Linked DNA regions of Homo sapiens: region 1 is linked to region 2. A link is an interaction called in ENCODE POLR2A ChIA-PET data of the cell type or tissue named here. Cell type or tissue: GM12878. All regions are shown on one strand. Each heading gives the region's core, and the rest is flanking DNA. Links, peaks and the distances in the headings are about the cores only. Region 1 overlaps LIMK1 (LIM domain kinase 1). Region 2 overlaps LAT2 (linker for activation of T cells family member 2).

Region 1 (10,573 bases), core at 2,574-10,573, 120 kb after region 2:
TGGCTTCATACTCTAGGCTGTGCATGGGATGTTCCCAAATACCCAAGTGGATGGGATGTATTAATCCCTTGTCTTTTTTTTTTTTTTTTTGAGATGGGGTCTTGCTCTATTGCCCAGGCTGGAGTGCTGTGGCATGATCATAGCTCACTGCAGCCTTGAACTCCTGGCTCACAATCCTCCTGCCTAAGCCTCCCAAGTAGCTGGGACCACAGGCATGCACCACTATACCCAATTAATTTTTAAATTTTTTGTAGAGATGATGTCAAGGCTGGTCTTGAATTCCTGGGCTCAAGCGATCCTACAGCCTTAGCCTCTCATGGTGCTGGGATTACAGGGATAAACTACTGTGCCTGGCTAGGAGCCACCTTTCAATGACCTCCCGCACATAAGGTCTCAGTCTACCTGTAGGAGGTCCCCTGTTCCTAATTAGCTCCAGGAGGCCAAGGGAGGAGAGGGCACTGGCCAGGGAGTCTGGAAGCCAGATACCCCTTCCACTGTGTTTCCATAGACTGGGAAGGAAGGAGGATGGAGGGGTCCCACCCAGACTGTCCCCTGAGACCCTGGCATGCTCTGTACCTTGATAGCCTGGCCGAAGCAGCCCTTGCCCAGCACCTCCCCGTGGATGAGGTCCGACGGCCGGAAGATGCGGTGTGGCCGGCAGACTACGCGGAGGGACTCAGAGCGACCCAGGTCCTTGCGCTGGGAGGCCGGGGAGCCCAGTGAGCCAGCGCCCGGAGACCTGTCGATGCTGCAGCTCCTCCTGGGGGGCACACATGGTGCCAAGTGCCACCGGGGGACAGGTAGCACCCGGCCAAGGCCCTGCCCCTTCCTCCTCCTGCCTGCATGCCCCTGTCCATGCCAGTCTATGCAATCACCCCCTGCTTTGGGAGGGCCCGCCTGGGACAGTCCAAAGGCTGCCCATCCCAGTGTCTCGGCCTATCCTGGCTCTAGTGGCAGCCCCCAGCTCCCCTCAACCCCTCAGATCCTGCTCTGTCATCCTCTTTTTTTTTGAGACAGAGTCTCACACTGTTGCCCAGGCTGGAGTATAGTGGCGTGACCTTGGCTCACTGCAACCTCCATCTCCTGGGTTCAAGTGATTCATCTGCCTCAGCCTCCTGAGTAGCTGGGACTACAGGCACCTGCCACCAAGCCCGGCTAATTTTTGTATTTTCAGTAAAGATGAGGTTTCCCATGTTGGCCAGGCTGGTCTTGAACTCCTGACCTCAGGTGATCCACCTGCCTCGGCCTCCCAAAGTGCTGGGATTACAGGCATGAGCCACCACGCCTGGCCCCGTCCCCGGCTTTTTAAAAAATGTGTGTTTCCTCTTTTTTTTTGAGAGTGGGTCTTGTTTTGTCACCCAAGCTGGAGAGCAGTGGTGTGATGACAGCTTACTGCAGCCTCCACCTCCCTGGCTCAAGCCTGGGCTGCATTTGTGCAGGGCTGGCTCCCCGACCTAGGTCCCACAGCCCCTGAGCCCCAGCAGGAGTGAAAGCACCCAGCTGAACCGAGGAGCAGGCTGACTTACAAGACAGGTTTCTGCCGGGCAGAGCTGCCCGCCTCCCCGCTGGGAGTATAAGCCGGAGAGCTCAGGGGGCTGGTCTCAGGCCCCAGCCCGTGGCCCAGTGTATCGTGAGGGTCATGCTCGAGGGTCAGCTGGAGCAGGCGGCTGGTTTCCTGAATCAGCAGGTCAATCTGGGGACAGCAGGCATGTGAATGGGGGTGGAGTGGGGAGGGGGCTAGGCATGAAGGCACTACCTCCCGTCCTGCCCCACAGACTCAGGACCGTACCTCGTCCAGGGGCACATTTCGGATGGGCGTGCCATTGATTTCCAAGATCCGGTCTCCGACGTGGATGGAATTCTTCACATCTGGGCTCATGCAGCCCGGATCCACTCTGTGGGTAAGGCAGGGGTCAGGCCAGTGCCCACCTGTCCCTCAGAGCCCCAACAGGAAACCAAGGCGAAGGGCACCAGATCCAGGGTGAGCAGGTGGAGGATTCTACTTCGTGTGACTGGGAAGTAGCAGATGGCCAGAACACCGAGTTCTGGTTTCAGGGGAGGAATTCTGTAATCAATTACTGATGTCTGCCACAGGTGTGAGCTGGAGAAAGGTGGCACGCTTGTAGGCACTGGCCACCCACACAAGATGCTCAGCTGTTCCCATTCAATGGACCATTGTCTCCACCCTGGGGGAACAGATCTATCCTTCCAAATCCCAGGTATGTTTGGTCTCGAATTTTTTTTTTTTTTTTTTTTGGAGACAGAATCTCACTCTGTTACCCAGGCTGGAGTGCAATGGCACAATCTCAGCTCACTGCAGCCTCTGCCTCCTGAGTTCAAGCGATTCTCGTACCTCAGCCTCCTGAGTAGCTGGGATTACAGGTGCACACCACCACACCCAGCTAATTTTTTTTGTATTTTTAGTAGAGACGGGGTTACACCACATTTCCCAGGCTGGTCTCGAACTCCTGAGCTCATGCAATCCGCCCGCCTTAGCCTCCCAAAGGGCTAGGACTGGCCGGGCGCAGTGGCTCACACCTGTAATCCCAACAGTTGGGGAGGCCAAGGTGGATGGATTACTTGAAGTCAGGAGTTTGAGACCAGCCTGGCCAACATGGTGAAACGCCGTCTCTACTGAAAATACAAAAATTAGCCGAGCGTGGCAGTGGGCGCCTGTAGTCCTAGCTACTTGGGAGGCTGAGGCAGGAATTGCTTGAACCTGGGAGGTGGAGGTTGCAGTGAGTCAAGATTCTGCCACTGCACTCCAGCCTGGGTGGACAGAGCGAGACTCCGTCGCAAAAACAAAGTGCTAGGATTACAGACATGAGTCATTGCACCTGGCCTGCCTGGTATGCTTGGGGCAGATGAGTGCCTTGGGTCCCAAAAAGGTCCCGGATTAGTGGCTTCATATCTGACTCCCAAACTCGCCCTGCAAGAGGAGGCCAAGCTCTATTGCTCCTGCATTGGCAGGAGGGAGCTGGCAGCTTGCCCTGAGCCACAATTGCAGGGTGAAGACGGGAAAGAGACCCTCGATCAGTTGCCTATAAGCTAACTCACAAAAAGACCAATTTGCCAAATTTACTTATTTCTTTTAACTCTTCGGTGTTAGGGACCTGGTTTTCTTTTCTTTTCTTTTTTTTTTTTGAGACAGAGTTTTGCTCTTGTTGCCCAGGCTGGAGTGCAATGGAGTGATCTCGGCTCATTGCAACTTCCGCCTCCCAGGTTCAAGTGATTCTCTTGCCTCAGGCTCCTGAGTAGCTGGGATTACAGGCATGTGCCACCATGCCTGGCTAATTTTGTATTTTTAGTACAGATGGGGTTTCTCTATGTTGGTCAGGCTGGTCTTGAACTCCTGACCTCAGGTAATCCACCCACCTTGGCCTCCCAAAGTGCTGGGATTATAGGCGTGAGCTGGTTTTCATTTTGCCTCATAAAAGCTTTTTAGGGAATGCTCACTTTGTCTCTGCCCTAGGTCCTGGAGATGGAAAAGGGGATGGGGGTAAGGCAGAGAGGAGACTGAGAACTTTAAGAAAAACAGGGCCAGGTGTGGTGGCTCATGCCTGGAATCCCAGCACTTTGGGAGGCCAAGGTGGGAGGATTGCTTGAGACTAGGGGTTTGAGACCAGCCTGGGCAGCATAGCAAGACCCCATCTCTATGACATTTTTTACAGAAAATTAGCTGAGCATGGTGGCACACTCCTGTAATCCCAGCTATTTGGGAGGCTGAGGTGGGAAGATCACTTGAGGTCAGGAGTTCGAGACCAGCCTGAGCAAAATAGTGAGACCTCACCATTACAAAAAATAAAAAATTAGCCAGGCATGGTGGTGCTGCCTGTAGTCCCAGCTACTCGAGAGGCTGAGGCAGGAGGATCGCTTGAGCCCATGAGGTCGAGGCTGCAGTGAGCTATGATCATGTCACTGCACTCCAGCCTGGGCAACAGAGTGAGACCCTATCTCAAAAAAACAACCAAGCAAACAAAAAGACTATTCTCGTATGGGGGAGAAGCTCTTCCTTACAGTAACAAATGCAGAAGGAAGAACAGAGTTAGAAATTCAGCATTTGGTAGCCACCCTAGTAATAATCGCTACAGGCAAGAATCATCAATAGATGCTCAAATCATTTGGGGAAGGGTTTTTGGGAACAGGATATTTACAGACTCAAATCTCACAAATGGTTTATTGATGACAAAGGGAAAAAAATCCTTACAGTACAGAAAAAACAAGTAATCAAAGTGAACATCCTCAGCAAAGGGCACACTGACATCATATGTCTCCTGGCAAGATCCACTCGGAAGGACAGAGGATCACTTATGCAGTATCAGGCCAAACCTGCAGAGCCTGTCTCCCTAAGAGGAAACATCAGTCAAACCCAAATGCGAGGGCAGGTACGATGGCTCACGCCTGTAATCCCAGCACTTTGGGAAGCTGAGGCGGGAGGATCACTTGAGCCTAGGAGTCTGAGACCAGCCTGGGCAACACAGTGAGACCCTGTCTCTTTTTAAAAAAAAAAAAAAAAAAAAGGAAAAACATTTTACTTTAATGACTGGCCTGTACACTTCAAAAATGTCAAGATCATGAAGGGCAATGAAAGGCTGAGGAAATGGCCAGACGCAGTGGCTCATGCCTGTAAACCCAGCATTTTGGGAGGCTGAGGTGGGTGGATCATTTGAGGTCAGGAGTTCAAGACCAGCCAGGGCAACATGGTAAAACCCCGTCTCTAATAAAAATACAAAAATTAGGCATGCATAATGGTGCACGCCTGTAATCTCAGCTACTTAGGAGGCTGAGGCAGGAGAATCACTTAAGCCCAAAGGCGGAGGTTGCAATAAGCCAAGATTGCGCCATTGCGCTCCAACCTGGGCAACAAGAGCAAAATTCCGTCTCAAAAAAAAAAAAAAAAAAGATACTGATGACACATGACGATTAAATGCAATGTTGATCATGGACTGGACTGTGGATGAGGGGGAGATTGCTATAAAGGACAGCTCAGTAGTTCAGTATAGAGACAATAGGCAAAATTTGAATATGGTCTGTGTATTAGATAATGGTATCAATGTTACATTTCCAAAATGTGATCACTGAACTATAAGATACAATTGATAATTACATAACAGAATGCCTAGCCAGGCGTGGTGGCCCGTGCCTGTAGTCCCAGCTACTTGGGAGGCAGAGGTGGGAGGATCACTTGAGCCTGGGAGGTTGAGGCTGCAGTGAGCTGTGATCGCATCACTGCACTCCAGCCTCAATGACAGTGATACCCTGTCTCCAAAAAAAAAAAAAAAAAAGAGAAGGTCCTTCTTTTGAGAATATCTAGCATAATTGTGGGGGAGTCAATGATCCCTGCAACTTACTCCCAAACGATCAATAAATAACAACATGTACATGTATGTACAAATATAAACAAGTCACTAAACATGTATATGTATCTGTATCCATATATGTATATATAGAGAGACACACATATAACTCCCAAATATGGCAGTTACGAATTGGTGAACCTTGGTGAAGGGTGTGTATGTATTCAATGGACTTATTATTTTAGCAAATTTTCTATAAATCTGCAAAATGCGAAGATGAAAAGTTGAAAAAAACCAAAGAAAATATTTTCATTGATACAGGCTTTGCATGCATATAACCTTAAAAATAAGCCAGGCATAGTGGCTCACGCTTGTAATCCTAGCACTTTGGGAAGCCAATGTGGGAGGATTGCTTGAGCCCAGGAGTTCAAGACTAGCCTGGGCGACACAGCAAGACTCAGTCTCTACAAAAAATTAAAAAATTAGCTGGGTGTGGTGGTGTGTGCCTGTAGTCTCACTACTCAGGAGGCCGAGGTGAGTGGATTGCTTGAGCACAGGCATCTGAGGCTATAGTGAGCTATGATTGTGCCACTGCACTCCAGCCTGTATGACAGAGCAAGACCCTGTCTCAAAAAAAAATTGTGTGTCTATATATATATATATATATATATGACATACATATGTAAATTCCTTAGAATCTCACATCCTCTCCCTTGGTTTGCTAAAGCAGCAGGTGGCCTGGATAAATTAGACCTTCCTTAAAACGCTGCTATACACAAAATGAAAAGCGGTCAACTAAAACCAGTTTAAAACAAATAAGTAAATCTTTGGCAAGTTGGGCTCTTTCTGGGAAGGGTGTGGCTCTTTGCAGAACTGGGATGTTCCAGATGTTGGCTGGGCGAATGCTTACCCAGTGAGGCAGACAGGGAGGAGACGTCATTAACTGTCTTCTTCATTTTTATTTTAGAGATAGGGTCTCGCTCTGTCGCCCAAGCTGGAATGCATGGTGTCATCATAGCTTGCTGCAGCCTCCACCTCCTGGGCTCAAGCAATCCTCTCACCTCAGCCCTCCGAAGTGGCTGAGATAACAGGCATGAGCCGCTGCACCCAGCTGACTGTCTTCATTTCTAAAATTCTGCCTGGATTTCAGGGACCAGCTGCAGCCTCTGACTCTGTGGGGACCTCCCTTGGCCCTCTGGTAAGAGCCGTTGGTCTGGGAGTTTCCTCATCTCTTTCAAGCAGCTGTCTGCTCATCATGTATGTAAAGCAGCTGCTGGCTTGGCTGATGTCAAGGGATGGAGACACACAGTCAAGCCCAGTATAATTTTCTGTCCCCAGGGCCACCTTCACATCTCAACAGTGCCTATGCAGTGCCAGGCACCTGCCAGGTGTACAAGAAACATTCACTGCGTCAAATGAAAGCTAGCACTTGGTAGGGCCGGGCGTGGTGGCTCATGCCTGTAATCGCAGCACTTTGGGAGGCCGAGACGGGCGGATCACGAGGTCAGGAGATCGAGACCATCCTGCCTAATATGGTGAAACCCTGTCTCTACTAAATATAAAAAAAAAATTAGCCGGGCATGGTGGCAGGTGCCTGTAGTCCCAGCTACTCGGGAGGCTGAGGCAGGAGAATGGCGTGAACCCAGGAGGCGGGGCTTGCAGTGAGCCGAGACCACACCACTGCACTCCAGCCTGGGCGACAGAGCGAGACTCCGTCTCGAAAAAAAAAAAAAGAGAGAGAGAAAGCTAGCACTTGGGCCGGGCACGGTGGCTCACACCTGTAATCCCGGCACTTTGGGAGGCCGAGAAGGGAGGATCACTTGAGCCCAGGAGTTTGAAACGAGCCTGGCCAACATGGTGAAACCCTGTCTTTACTAAAAATACAAAAATTAGCCACATGTGGTCACCTGTAGTCCCAGCTACTCAGGGGGCTGAGGTGCAAGAATTGCTTGAACCTTGTGGGTGGAGGTTGCAGTGAGCTGGTATCACACCACTGCACCCCAGACTGGGCGACAGAGTGAGACTGTCTCAAAAAAAAAGAAGTGACCAATTGCCCAAAAGTAGAAACACTGCATGCTACTTCTCAAGGTGTCAATAAAGGCGCCACAGAAATCTTAGAAAGCTCCAAGGTATCCAACTCCCTCATTGTTCAAACAGACCCCCAAAGCCTAGAGAGAAAGCAGCTGCTCAAAGTCACACAGTAATCTAATCTTTATCAGCCCTGCCCCATTTTTTTGAGACAGGGTTTTGCTCCATTGCCCAGCCTAGAGTGCAGTCGTGCAATTATAGCTCACTGTAGCCACTTCCTGGGCTCAAGAGATCCTTCTGCCTCAGCCTCCCAAGTAGCTGTGACTACAATGTTTCCCAGGCTGGTTTCGAACTCCTGGCCTCAAGTGATCCTCCCATCTCAGCCTCCCAAAGTGTTTCGATTATAAGTGTGAGCAACCATGCCCAGCCTTTATGTGTTCAGTGATTTCACCATGCCTGGCTAATTTTTAATTTTTTTTTTTTTTTTGTAGACATGCAGGTCTCGCTATGTTGCCCAAGCTGGTCTCAAACTTCTGGCCTTAAGTGATCCTCTCACTTTGGCCTCCCAAAGTGCTGAGATTACAGGTGTGAGTTACTGCGCCCAGCTTCTTCACTCATTCTTGACTTGGTTCCTCCTCTTTCTTGTTGGATCAGACATGGACTAAAGAAAATGTCTTTTTATTTTTTGAGTGTGTTTTTTTTATTTTTATTTTTTTGATACAGAGTTACACTCTTGTTGCCCAGCCTGGAGTGCAATGGCAGTCGGGGCTCACTGAAACCTCCACCTCCTGGGTTCAAGTGATTCTCCTGCCTCAGCCTCCCAAGCAGCTGGCACTATAGGCACACACTACCATGCCTGGCTACGTTTGTATTTTTAGTAGAGACGGGGTTTCACCACATTGCCCAGGCTGGTCTCGAACTCCTGACCTCAGGTGATCCACCCACTTCGGCCTCCCGAAGTGCTGAGATTACAGGTGTGGGCCACCATGCCCGGTTGAAAATGTCTTTTTATTGTATCTGGCATTTGTAATGGTATTCAGAGGAATGACTGGGCCAGAAATCTGGCAAACCAGGTTGTCAGAACTGGGCCCCATCTGTACCCAAACACTCGCCCATTCATTTTCAGGGCCCCCAGTGCCAGACTCTGCCACCCACATCAACAGCCATAGCCACACCGACGGCAGCCTCGGCAGGCCGGCCACTCACCCCTGGACGCGGACGGTGTGTGAGTGCTCGGTGCCACAGCCCGGTGGGCCGTGCGGGGGGTCAATGGAGACTGAAAGTCCACGCTTGCCATGAGATGAGGCTGGGATGGACACCAGGGTGACGGTGTGGGGCAGGTGGGAGCCAGGGGAGTCAGGCAGGATCTGCTCGATGACGGGGGTCACCACAGTCTGGTAGTAGCAGTGCCCGCTGCAAGAGCCGCCGGGGTGGGAAGAAAAGAGTGTCAAGGGCGTCATCAATTTCAGCATCTCTGCAGCCCCCAGCCCCAGGCTCTTCCCCCAATCCCTTCCTTTTTTTTTTTTTTTTTTGAGATGGAGTCTCACTCTGTTGATTACAACACTGCACCCCAGCCTGGGTGACAAAGCAAGACTCTGTCTCAAAAGAAAAGGAAAGCTAGCAATTGTCCAAAAGTGCAGTGGTGTGATCTTGGCTCACTGTAACCTCCGCCTCCTGGGTTCAAGCGATTCTCCTGCCTCAGCCTCCTGAGTAGCTGGGATTACGGGCACGCACCACCATGCCTGGCTAATTTCTTATTTTTAGTAGAGACGGTTTCACCATGTTGGCCAGGCTGGCCTCAAACTCCAGACCTCAGGTGATCTGCCTGCCTTGGCCTCCCAAAGTGCTGGGATTATAGGGGTGAGCCACTGCACCTGGCCAGCTTTCTTTTCTTTCACTCTTCCTATGGAACTGGGAGCAGGAACTGTGCGTGCCCAGCCAGCCCTCGTCCCTCTGAGTCATTCGGGTCTGTCTACTCGCTGTGATCCTGTAAGGCGGCCAGGACAAGGCCTGAGGATAAATCCAGTTCAGGAGGAAGTCATTAAAAGCCCATCTGGGATCAAGCCACGTTGTCCTCTAATCCAGCTTGATCAGTGTTGTATAAGAAAGAATCTGTCTGGGTTTTGTCCTGATTCCTGGGAGGGAGACTCTAAGTCCTTGGAATGGGGTATCTTTGTTATTCATGAGCCCCTCAGACTATTCCTGAGTTGATACTAATGAGATGACTCAGCCCCGCAAAGATACATCATGTGATTTGAAGAGGGTTGCAGCTTTCATCCAGCCTGACCTCCAAGAACGGGGGCTAGAGACTAAGCTTGATCATACGGCCAATGACTCAATCAGTCATGACGATGTAATGAAATCCCAATAAAAACTCTGGCTGCTGAAGCTCAGTGAAGCTTCCTGGTTGGTGATCACATTGATGTGCTAGGGGAGGGAGGGGAGATGCTTCTTCATTTGGTCGGACCTGAGCTGTGTCCTTCATAATAAAACTGGGATAAAAATGGAGGATTTCCTGAGTTCTGTGAGTCTGTTAGCAAACGATCAAACTTGGCAGGGTCTTGGGAGTCCCTGAATTTGTAGCCAGTCGGTCAGAAGTGTGAGTGGGTTGGGGACCCCTGAACTTGTGGCTGGTGTCTAAAGAGGGAGCAGTTATGCTGGGGATGGTGTCCTTAACTTGTGGCATCCACCCCACCTCTGGTGGTTTGTGCCAGCACCATGCTGCAGTCATGGCCAGTAAGAAAGCTGACGTCTGAGGTTTTCTGTTTTGAGACAGAGTCTTGCTCTGTTGCCTAGGCTGGAGGGCAGTGGTGCAATCTTGGCTCACTGCAACTTCCACCTCCCAGGTTCAAGAGAGTCTCCTGCCTCAGCCTCCTGAGTAGCTGGGATTACAGGCACCCGCCACCACACCTGGTTAATTTTTGTATTTTTAATAGAGATGGGGTTCCACCATGTTGGCCAGGCTGGTCTTGAACTCCTAGCCTCAAGGGATCCACCCACCTCGGAATCCCAAAGTGCTGGGTTTACAGGCGTGAGCCAGCATGCCTGGCCGTCTGAGGCTTTTTCACACTGACTTCTGTGTGTTATTTCTCACTTGTTTCCATGCCGGGATGGGAAAGGAGATATGAACATTTGCCCCAACAAACCTCACCCCATGGGAAAGGGCAGGAGGCCCGGGTGTGGGAGAGTCAGCACCCTTGCAGATCTGTGACACAGGTGGGCCTCCTAGGCTCAGGGAGGGGCCAAGG
Region 2 (10,758 bases), core at 1,233-9,232:
GCGGATCACCTGAGGTCAGGAGTTCAAGACCAGCCTGGCCAATATGGTGAAACCCTGTCTCTACTAAAAATACAAAAAATTAGCCAGGCGTGGTGGCAGGCGCCTGTAATCTCAGCTACTCGGGAGGCTGAGGCAGGAAAATCGCTTGAACCCGGGAGGCGGAGGTTGCAGTGAACCAAGATCGTGACATTGTACTCAACCTGGGTGACAGAGCAAGGCTGTGTCTCAAAAAAAAAATGGAGGTGGCAGTGGTGGGGGGCAGAAGAGGACCCCCCAACACCATGGTCCTACCCAGTATGGTCCAGGCAGGAGCCAGGTCATGGAGCTGGATTCAAACCGCAGGCCCATGCACCTCTCAGCAGGCACTGCCCACCCTGAGTCCTCAGTTGCCCTTTTTTGGGGGGATTTTTTTTTTTTTTGAGATGGAGTCTCACTCTGTTGCCCAGGCTGGAGTGCAATGGTGCGATCTTGGCTCACTGCAGCCTCCGCCTCCCGGGTTCAAGCAATTCTCCTGTCTCAGCCTCCCAAGTAGCTGGGATTACAGGCATGTGCCACCATGCCTGGCTAATTTTTTTTTTTTTTTTTTTTTGTATTTTTGTAGAGATGGGGTTTCACCATGTTGGCCACACTGGTCTTGAACTCCTGACCTCAGGTGATCCACCCACCTTAGCCTCCCAAAGTGCTGGGATTACAGGGGTGAGCCACCACACCCGGCCTCTCAGTTGCCCTTCCTATAAAGCAAAGGCATTCAGCGACCAGGTTTCTGGTGGCCTCAGAGCCTGCAGGGATCACCATCCCAGGTACCTTCTGGGGTCAGGAGAAGATGCTCAGTCCTCGTTGACAAGGACCTGGCCTCCCCCCACCTCCCCAAGCCAGCCCTCTAGTTCCCTGCCCTGTGGCCCACTCCTCTCTCCCACGCCCTGTGCCCACAGCTCTCCCACGCTGACCCGCCCGCCCCCTATCCCTTCTTGGCCCCCGCCTGCAGCACCAGCCTCCTTCTGTCCACCCAACCGGCTCTGCCGATTTACCCGAACCCAGGCCCAGCCTCCTCTCCTGCCTGGAGGTATGGCTTCTGCCCTGAGCTCCCACACCACTTCCTCCACCTCCGGCTTTGTCCTTCGCCTCACCTTCTGGGGGCTTCGAGAACCGCCCCCAGTTGTAATACTCCATGGCAATGGGGTCTCTGGCCAAGAAAACATATACAACACAGGTTTCAGGGCAGGCTGGAGATCGGGTTGGGGGCTCCATAAGGGGGCGGTGAGGCCAGGGCTGCTCCCACCATTGCTCCTCTTGGGGGCCATGGGGGTCTGCCAGGATCTCCTCTCTGATTCCCCCACCCCCACTTCCTGGGACCCCTGAGCCACCAGGGGCTGGAGCCACTTTTTTTTTTTTTTTTTTTTTTTTTTTTTGAGACAGAGTCTCTGTCACCCAGGCTGGAGTACAGTGGCATGATCTCGGCTCACTGCAACCTCAGCCTCCCAGGTTCAAGCGATTCTCCTGCATCAGCCTCCCGAGTAGCTGGGATTACAGGCACGCACCACCATGCCTGGCTAATTTTTTATTTTTAGTAGAGATGAGGTTTCACCATGTTGGCGAGGCTGGTCTTGAACTCCTGGCCTCAGGTGATCTGCCTGCCTTGGCCTCCCAAAGTCCTGGGATTACAGGCATGAGCCACCGCACCTGGTGAGCCACCTTGCTATGTGACCTTAGGCCATTCCCCATCGTTTGCCCATCTGTGAGATGATGCAACACCCCCGAGGGATTCTGGGTGTCCTGTAGCTTGTCTTTGACTGGGTGATGCTGAATGAGTCTCTATCCCCCGCCCCTGACACTCTGTGTCCCAGAGCAGGGCAAAGTCCAGTCCCCCAAACCCAGGGTTACCTAAGAGACAACAGTGTCGCCCAATGCCTGCCTGCCAGGAGAAGGAGGGGAACCTGGATGCCTCGTTCTAGTGCAAGAGGTGGTTCCTGGACCAGGAAGCCCAGGGCTGTGGCAGGCAGGTGGGGCAGGGGGAGAGGTGGGGCAGGGGGAGAGGTGGGGCAGGGGGAGAGGCGAGGCAGGGGGGACAGGATCAAGGTCACTCACATGTAGGCTTCCTCCGACCCGTGTCTGCTTCCTGCGGGAGGAGGCGAGAATTGGGCCTGAGCCCCTGGGTGTGGCCCCCACCATGGCCTCCCCCTTTCTCCAGGAGCCTACCTACCTTTGCTGAAGTTCTGGTACCTGGAAGATGCTGGATCTGGAAGAAAGACCCAGCTAATTGCTTTCTCCCCTGGCCCCTGCTTTGCACCCAGCTCGGGTGCTGCAGCCCAAGGCAGGGCCAGCTATTTCCCGTGTCTGAGCCTTTGCAGTGCTCCCTGTCCCCTCAGTGGGGCATGTGCGAGTGTGCACCCTCCCCCTGCCAGGCCGATTCCAGGAGCCTGCCCTGCCCCAGCCTGTGTGTCTCTCCTGGGGAGGCCTCGCCTGGCCCCGCAGCCCCCACTGCACGACGCCTGTCCCATGGGGTTTTCGCCTGTCTTAGTCCCAGCTTGGCTAGGCCTGTCCCTGTCCCTGCCCTGTGCCACTCACCCTCCAGGCTGGGGTAGAATTGCAACAGCTTGTCCTTCCTGCAGGGAGGGGGAAGGAGGGAGTTAAAGGAGGGGCTGTAGGGGAGAGGCCCCCCAGGACACATCCCCCCATACCCCTTGTGGGGCCTTCATAGCTGAGCCCTGGAGCTCTGGGACTCGGGGAGGGAGGGAGGTCTTGACCTGGGCTCACCAGGTGAGGACCTCCAGGACTTTCATTCTTGTCACTTCCTGGGGGACTGTGACCTACCTTGTGGGTGCCATGTCCGCCAGGGGTCCTGGCCATGCCTGCCCGACCACTACAAAGGGCAAGAAGTGGGGTGTTGGCTGGGCCCCCAGCTAGCCCAGCCCCCTCACCCCATCATCCCCCCACATCAGGCCTGGCCACGGTCTCAGGTCAATGGGGACCGAGATAACTTGATAGGGACACCCCCAACCCAGAGCCCAACCCGGGGACACTTGGAGACTCACAGGAGTAGGTCCGGGACCCCGTAAAGCTCTGTTGGTCCTCACGCCTGGAAATGCATGGGCTGTGCTGAGCCTGGGCCTGGACTCCCACAGCCCAAGAACACAGGGACAGGAGGGAGGGACAGGCAGGGATGAGGAGGGAAAGCAGAGGGACGGACTGGGGCGACAGTGGGGAGGAACTGCTGCCCTTTCAGGCCTCATTCTCACGGCTCCCCATGCTATCCCCATTCTCTGGCCCCTCCGTGCACTGGGTGCCCAACCCTCACACAGGGCCCTGGGCTGGAGCCCGGCTCTCAGCCAGACCCATCCCTGACATGGCCTCAACAGGGCCACATCCTGCCGGTGGGTCCCAGGCCCCTGGAGACGGGTCAGGAGGGGTCTGTGGACAGGGCTGTGGAGGTAGCCCTGAGATTCTGGGGCATGAGGGTGAATGAAGGCAGGTGCTCAGGGACCCAGCAATGACTTGGGGTAAATTATTTCAGCCAGGAGTGACGATGAGGCTGCCTCCCACCTGCTGGTCCCAGGGAGCGTTTGCAATTCCTTAAAAAAGCACACACTCACCCCGTCTCTACTAAAAATACAAAAAATTAGCCGGGCGCGGTGGCGGGCGCCTGTAGTCCCAGCTACTCGGGAGGCTGAGGCAGGAGAATGGCGTGAACCCGGGAAGCGGAGCTTGCAGTGAGCCGAGATTGCACCACTGCAGTCCGCAGTCTGGCCTGGGCGACAGAGCGAGACTCCGTCTCAAAAAAAAAAAAAAAAAAAAAAAAAAAAAAAAAAAAAAGCACACACTCTAGACCCGGCATGGTGGCTCACACCTGTAATCCCAGGGCTTTGGGAGGCCAAGGCAGGCGAATCACCTGAGGTTGGGAGTTCAAGACCAGCCTGACCAACATGGAGAAAACCCCGTCTCTACTAAAAATACAAAAATTAGCTGGGCATGGTGGCGCATGCCTGTAATCCCAGCTACTCGGGAGGCTGAGACAGGAGAATCGCTTGAAGCCAGGAGGCAGAGGTTGCAGTGAGCCAAGATCATTCTACTGCACTCCAGCCTGAACAAAAGTAAATGTGGCTCCATCTCTAAATAAATAAAGAAATAAATAATAGACTATTCCTAGCCTTCCTTGCACCAAAGTGTGGCCATGGATTAAGCTCTGGTCTATGAGATTCAAGCCAAGGTTGTTGATATTTCCAATAAATCTTTTTAAACGGGGGCACTGGCAACTGGGAGACACCCTTTGTATCCTTGTTCATTCTTTCTTCCTGCTGCTGGGAATGCAGAGATGAGGGCCGGCACCCCAGCTGCCATCTTGGACCATGAGGTGCTCTTGAAAATGGAAGCTGCCATTACAGATAATGGAGTGGATTAGCTCATTATTAAAGCAGGTTTGGGGGCTCCTCCTCTGAACCAGAATGGGTACCTGGCCCAGCCTTCCAAGCTCCTTGAAGACTGGGGCTCAGGGTGACCTGATTTAGGAGAGATACCCTAAATCCACAGGAGAGAGTCAGTCAGACGTGGCTTCCTGGGAGAAGCAACAGAGGAACGGAGCCTGTGCTCACAGCAGTCGCTTCATGCAGGCTGGTGGGACTGAGCCCAACCGAGGTGACAGATGGAGAGGCAGGCACAGGCATTCCAGGGAGAAGACCAAACAGCTCCCCTCCACCTCCCACATGGGGACGCTGAGTCTGGCCCTGACCATCTATGGCTCTAAGATCAATCAGGGGGCTGGGGGTGGGCAGGGCCTGAGGGGAGAGGGGAAGTGTCCGAGGAGTCAAGGGCATGGGGGGCATCGGGGGAGGTTGCAGGCGGCCAGAAAGCCACGTGGCCAGAAAGACCCAGAAAGGTCTAACCCTGGCCCACGATGAGCAAGGATGGGAAGATTCTATTTTCAAATCTCACTGTGGTTTTTCAGTTGCAAAAGGAAATGAGGAAGGATGTGTGTGCGGGTGTGCGTGTGTGGGTCATGAGTGACTGCTCGGGGGTGCACATGGACCTCCAAGGTTTCCTGGGCCCACAGCCATTCTCTTAATCAAAGGACACCTGTGGCCACTGCCCATGTGCCTGGGTTGTTCTGGGTTTCAGCCCCAGTCTGCAGTGTCGAACCCACTGCCCTTCCCTGGGTCTTTCTCACAGTCCTTCCCTGGTCCCCCGAGGGACTTGCCCACATCCTCCCCTGAGCTCCGGCAGTTTTTTCCAGGGGAGTCTCCGACAACGTTCACATTTCACCCTGTGCCGGGTTCTCTGTCTCTTGCATTGCAAGGGGAGAGCGGACTAGCCCCTGGGGATTGGGGTCAAAGGGAGGCTGAGGACACAGGTGCCTGGTGGACCTCTATTTTTTTTTTCTTTTCTTTTTTTCTTTTCTGAGACGGAATCTTGCTTTTTTGCCCAGGCTGGAGTGCAGTGGCACAATCTCGGCTCTCTGCAACCTCCACCTCCTGGGTTCAAGTGATCCTGCTGCCTCAGCCTCCAGAGTAGCTGGGAGTAGAGGGACCCACCACCACGCCCAGCTCATTTTTGTATTTTAGTAGAAATGAGGTTTCACCATGTTGGCCAGGCTGGTCTCAAACTCCTGACCTCAGGTGATCCACCTGCCTTGGCCTCCCAAAGTGCTGGGATTACAGGTGTGAACCATCGTGCCTGGCCAGATGCCTGGACTTCTGGAGGGGTTCACAGGCAAGCTGAAGAGTGGCTAGCCCCACAGCCCAGGCGTCCCCGCCTCCCAAAGCCCTCCCTAACCCAAGCTACAGCAGGGCCTGGACAGCCCCTGGACACTTTCTCTCCCTTCTCTGATGGCTAGGGACCCACTAGAACTTGGCACGGAGGAGGTGTGAGTGAAGGGGTGAAGGATGGGGTGCTAGGAATTCCCTTGAGGACGTCCATGCCCAGGGCACATGAATACACCAGGCTAGGGACATCGAGGCAACTCACAGACTTCTCTGCTGGTAGATTTTCTCTGACCTCTTTGCACCTGCAAGAAAAGGCCAGGATTAGCAAAGGGTCTGGGAGCAGCTGCGACCTGAGGTCAGACACCCCCCGCCATGTCTTGTCTCCAGCAGGACTCAGACAGGACTTGGGGGCCAAACTGTCAATCATCACCGGCCACCTGATATTAAAGAATATTTGGGACCAGGTGTGGTGGCTCCCTCCTGTAATTCCAGCACTTTGGGCCGAGGCGGGAGGATCACATGAGGTCAGCAGTTCGTGACCAGCCTGGCCAACATGGGGAAACCCCGTCTCTACTAAAAACACAAAAATTAGCCAGGCATGGTGGCAGGCACCTGTAGTCCCAGCTACTCAGGGGGTTGAGGCAGGAGAATCGCTTCAACCCGAGAGTTGGATGTTACAGTGAGCCAAGATTGCATCACTGCCCTCCAGCCTGGGAGACCAGAGCAAGACTCTGTCCAAAAAAAAGAAAAAAGGGTATTTGCTCACCCTTTTTTAGAAGAGGAGAGGCTAGAAAAGTGGATGCCACAGGCAACCTCGCCTCCCCTCCCTCGTCTGGGGCAATCTCTCTGGCTCGAGATACCACAGTTGACCCAGCAAAGCCAAAGCCCTCGGGTGCACCTGACCATTGTCTTCAGGGGGCAGTTTAGGGGTCAGGGGTCACATCACGAGGTTCATCTGACCACCTCTTCTGACCACAGCCACGTCTGGGCCTGAGAGGGCCTCTGAGATGCACTGTCCACACCTTCTCCCCATCACGTCCCCGAGACCCCCGCTTACCTGGGCGTGAGCAGCGCACACACAGACTGGCTGCCACCCCCAACAGCACCAGCAGCGCTGCTCCGGGCCACAGCAGTTCAGTCCCCGAGCTCATGTTGGCTCCTGGTGTTGCCTCTTGTGATGCTGAAATGGGAGGTGCCCGTGAGCAAGGGGCCCCTTTTTCAGGAATCCTACCCCACACCCCCACTGTGCTCGGACAGCCCCATACCTGAGCCTAGGCTGCGGAAACACCACCTCCCCTCCCCGCTCCTGCACTGGGCAAGGACAGAACCAGTCCTGTTCACCCCATGTGACCCCAAACCAACACCTCTGCCCTGTGGGCCATCTTCACCCTTGATAAGTGCTGGAAGGTTCTGGGGGCCCACAAGACAGCCCCATGTGCACGCACACAGCCCTACACACAGCCTCGCTTAATCTAGACAACTGCCCTTTGAGGACGAGGTTCACTGCATTTCACAAATCGAGAAACTGAGGCCAGAGAGCTCACGTCTGCTAAGTGGAAAGATGGGATTCAGGCCCCAGTGTCCTGCCCCTAACCCTGGCTCTGCCCATCAACCCACAGTGGGTTGCCTCCAGTAAACCCACCCTGGCTCCTGGAGGTGACAGTCTGTGGCCACCACTCACGCAGACGCACCCGGAAGCCCTCGCCCACCCCAGAGCAACTCAGGGCTCCTCTATGCTTCGCAGGACCCCTCTCTGCCCACCTCCTGCCTTGGGGTCCCCCCAGGACCTGGGAATGGGGCTTCCATTCCTGAAACAACTGCAAGCCCAGATTCTGCCTGTGGTGGGAGCTGGGAGGAGGGAGGTCAGGGAAGGCTTCTTGGAGGAGGTGGCCCAAGAGCATGATCCGCAGAGGGATGGGGCCCTAGGGCACTGCTGCAGGTGGCTGGGATGACATGAGCTGGGATGCCAAGGATGGGCTAAAGACAGGATGTTCAGAGGGAGGGAGCCCTGAATCTCTGGCTGGCACCTGACCGGCTTCTCGGTCTGTGGCTGGTCCCAGCCTTGGAGCCACAGCGTGATGACCAGGCCTCAGCAAAACATACGCACACCACCCACCGTGGCCTGGTGAATGGAGGCGTGGCCCTCTCGAGTGGGTTTCCAAGAACTGTTGCAACTAGGAACAGACCCTGGCCAGGAGCGGTGGCTCACGCCTATAATCCCAGCACGTTGGGAGGCCGAGGCAGGGAGGATCGCTTGAGATCAAGAGCTCCAGACCAGCCTAGGCAACACGGTGAAATTCCATCTCTACAAAAAAAATACAAAAAAAAAAAAAAATATATATATATATATTTATATATATATGTTTATATATATATATTTATATATTTTTATATATATTTATATTTTTATATATATTTATATATATTTATATATATTATTTTCATATATATATTTATATATATATTTTCATATATATATATTTTCATATATATATATATATATTCATATATATATTTATATATATTTTCATATATATATTTATATATATATTTTCATATATATATATTTTCATATATATATATATATATTCATATATATATTTATATATATTTTCATATATATATATTTATATATATATTTTCATATATATATATTTATATATATATTTTCATATATATATTTATATATATATTTTCATATATATATATTTATATATATATTTTCATATATATATATTTATATATATATTTTCATATATATATATTTATATATATATTTTCATATATATATATTTATATATATATTTTCATATATATATTTATATATATATTTTCATATATATATTTATATATATATTTTCATATATATATATTTATATATATATTTTCATATATATTTTCATATATATATTTTCATATATATTTTCATATATATATTTATATATATTTTCATATATATATTTTCATATATATATTTATATATATTTTCATATATATATTTATATATATATTTTCATATATATATTTATATATATTTTTTCATATATATATATTTATATATATTTTTTCATATATATATATATATACATATATATGGCTGCAGTGAGCTGTGATCATGCTACTGCACTCCAGCCTGGGCAACAGAGTGAGACTCCGTTTCAAAAAATAATAATAAGGAGACCTGGCCCCCTGGAGATGGCTGGGGACAGAGTTGAGGGTGGTGGGGTCTCTGAAGGGGTTGAGTATGGTGGGCATTTGTGGAGCCAACACTCCCGAGTGTCCACTCTCCCCCACCCGCCGTGTTCTTCCCACCCTGGCCACCAGTGAGGAGGGCTTCTCCCCATCCCACAGCTGGGGAAGGTGAGGCTTGGAGCAGTAAACAGGACTTAAAAGGGAGGAGCTCCAGCAGGGCGTGGTGGCTCACGCCTGTAATCCCAGCACTTTGGGAGGCCAAGGCGGGCAGATCACGAGGTCGGGAGTTCGAGACTAGCCTGACCAACATGGTGAAACCCCATCTCTACTAAAAATACAAAAATTAGCCGGGTGTGGTGGCACACGCCTGTGATCCCAGCTAATCAGGAGTCTGAGGCAAGAGAATCACTTGAACCTAGGAGGTGGAGGTTGCAGTGGGCCGAGATCATGCCACTGCACTCCAGCCTGGGCAACAGAGCGAGACTCCATCTCAAAAAAAAAAAAAAAAAAAAATGGCCGGGCACAGTGGCTCATGCCTGTAATCCCAACACTTTGGGAGGCTGAGGCGGGTGGTTCATGAGGTCAGGAGTTCAAGACCAGCCTGGCCAAGATGGTGAAACCCTGTGTCTACTAAAAAAGAATACAAAAAATTAGCCAGGTGTGGTGGTGGGCGCCTGTAATCCCAGCTACTCAGGAGGCTGAGGCAGAGAATTGCTTGAACCAAGGAGGTGGAGGTTGCAGTGAGCTGAGATCACGCCACTGCACTCCATCCAGCCTGGGCAACAAGAGCGAAACTCTATCTCAATAATAATAATAATAATAATGGAGGAGCTCCAGGCTGCCTACCTCCTGCCTTGGGATCCCCCTGAGGTCCACCAGGACCTGGGCTGTCCCCCTTGAAAGCTGTGTGGCTTTGGACAAGTCTCAGGACCTCTCTGGACTTCCCAAATCCCTGCGGTAAGATGACAGGGAATCTCCATGCGGCCCTGAGCCTCTGTAAGAGGCGCATCACAGAGAAGCCACCAGGCCTCTCCCCAAAAGCCAAGTGAGTCAGTGGGAACAAGTGAATTTCTGAGCCGTGTGACTGGCACGACCCACGTCACCCCGGGAGGTTGTCCGAGGAAAGCTCTGCTCTCTCTTCCCCATGGCCCGCCTGGGCACTGCCCTTCTCCCTCCTCGAAACTCTCCTTGCCTCAGTGCCCCCAACCCGGGGTGTACCCCCAACCCCTCCAGCATGGCCCAAGTTCATCTCAGGCTTGTGAGGTTGGAGCAACTTGTCTTGCAGGAGGGCTCATGGGACCAAATCTAGCCTCTGCCTGAGAGCCCCCCGCCTCAGTTTTCTCATCTATAAAATGAGGTCGGGCTGGGTACAGGGACTCACACCTGTAATCCCAATACTTTGGGAGGCTGAGACAGGAGGATCACTTGAGTTTGAGACCAGCTTGGCCAACATGGTGAAACCCTGTTTCTACTAGAAATACAAAAATTAGCCAGGCGTGGAGGTGCAAGCCTGTAATTCCAGCTACTTGGGAGGCTGAGGCATGAGAATCACTTGAACTCAGGAGGCAGTGAGTTGCAGTGAGCTGAGATCACGCCAGTGCACTCCAGCATGGGAGACAGAGTGAGACTCCATCTCAAAATAATAATAATAATAATAATAAATTAAATAAATGAATAAATAAAATGGGATCAGGCTGGGCGTGGTGGCTGACGCCTGTAATCTCAACACTGGGAGGCCGAGACAGGAGGATCGCTTGAGGCCAGGAGTTCGAGACCAGCATGGACGATGTAACAAGGCCCTGTCTCTACAAAAAAATGAAAAAATTAGGCAGGCGCAGTGGCACATGCCTGTGGTTCCAGCTACTTGGGACAC

What was found. Peaks named below come from ENCODE experiments on the same cell type or tissue, not always from the same donor. Only the 100,000 strongest peaks of a DNase experiment are listed, where the experiment ranks them.
Region 1: POLR2A ChIA-PET joins it to region 2 with 10 read pairs; 7 of 35 experiments call an interaction of 5 or more read pairs at or near these places.

The regions. Positions count from the first base shown.
Region 1 is chr7:74,097,197-74,107,769 of GRCh38, reverse strand. It overlaps LIMK1 (LIM domain kinase 1), which reads right to left. Exons shown (of 16, transcript NM_002314.4): 5 at 8,532-8,738; 6 at 1,790-1,895; 7 at 1,527-1,693; 8 at 577-760. Among named protein-coding and RNA genes, the nearest start is that of LIMK1, 19 kb to the right of the region's middle. RefSeq lists enhancers at 1,796-2,296, 7,088-7,157. In GM12878, for the core only: no CTCF peak of the experiment used is centred there; DNase peaks (open chromatin) are centred at 6,529, 7,312 and 7,569; H3K4me3 peaks cover 323 bases; H3K27ac peaks cover 2,331 bases.
Region 2 is chr7:74,212,062-74,222,819 of GRCh38, reverse strand. LAT2 (linker for activation of T cells family member 2) reads right to left here. Exons shown (of 14, transcript NM_032464.3): 2 at 7,810-7,998; 3 at 6,751-6,873; 4 at 5,956-5,995; 5 at 3,033-3,076; 6 at 2,812-2,860; 7 at 2,566-2,603; 8 at 2,201-2,236; 9 at 2,086-2,116; 10 at 1,128-1,183. The coding sequence starts at 6,844. Among named protein-coding and RNA genes, the nearest start is that of LAT2, 7.4 kb to the right of the region's middle. RefSeq lists enhancers at 1,883-2,731, 5,361-6,317, 9,741-9,800, 9,931-10,010. In GM12878, for the core only: no CTCF peak of the experiment used is centred there; a DNase peak (open chromatin) is centred at 5,009; H3K4me3 peaks cover 2,154 bases; H3K27ac peaks cover 4,783 bases.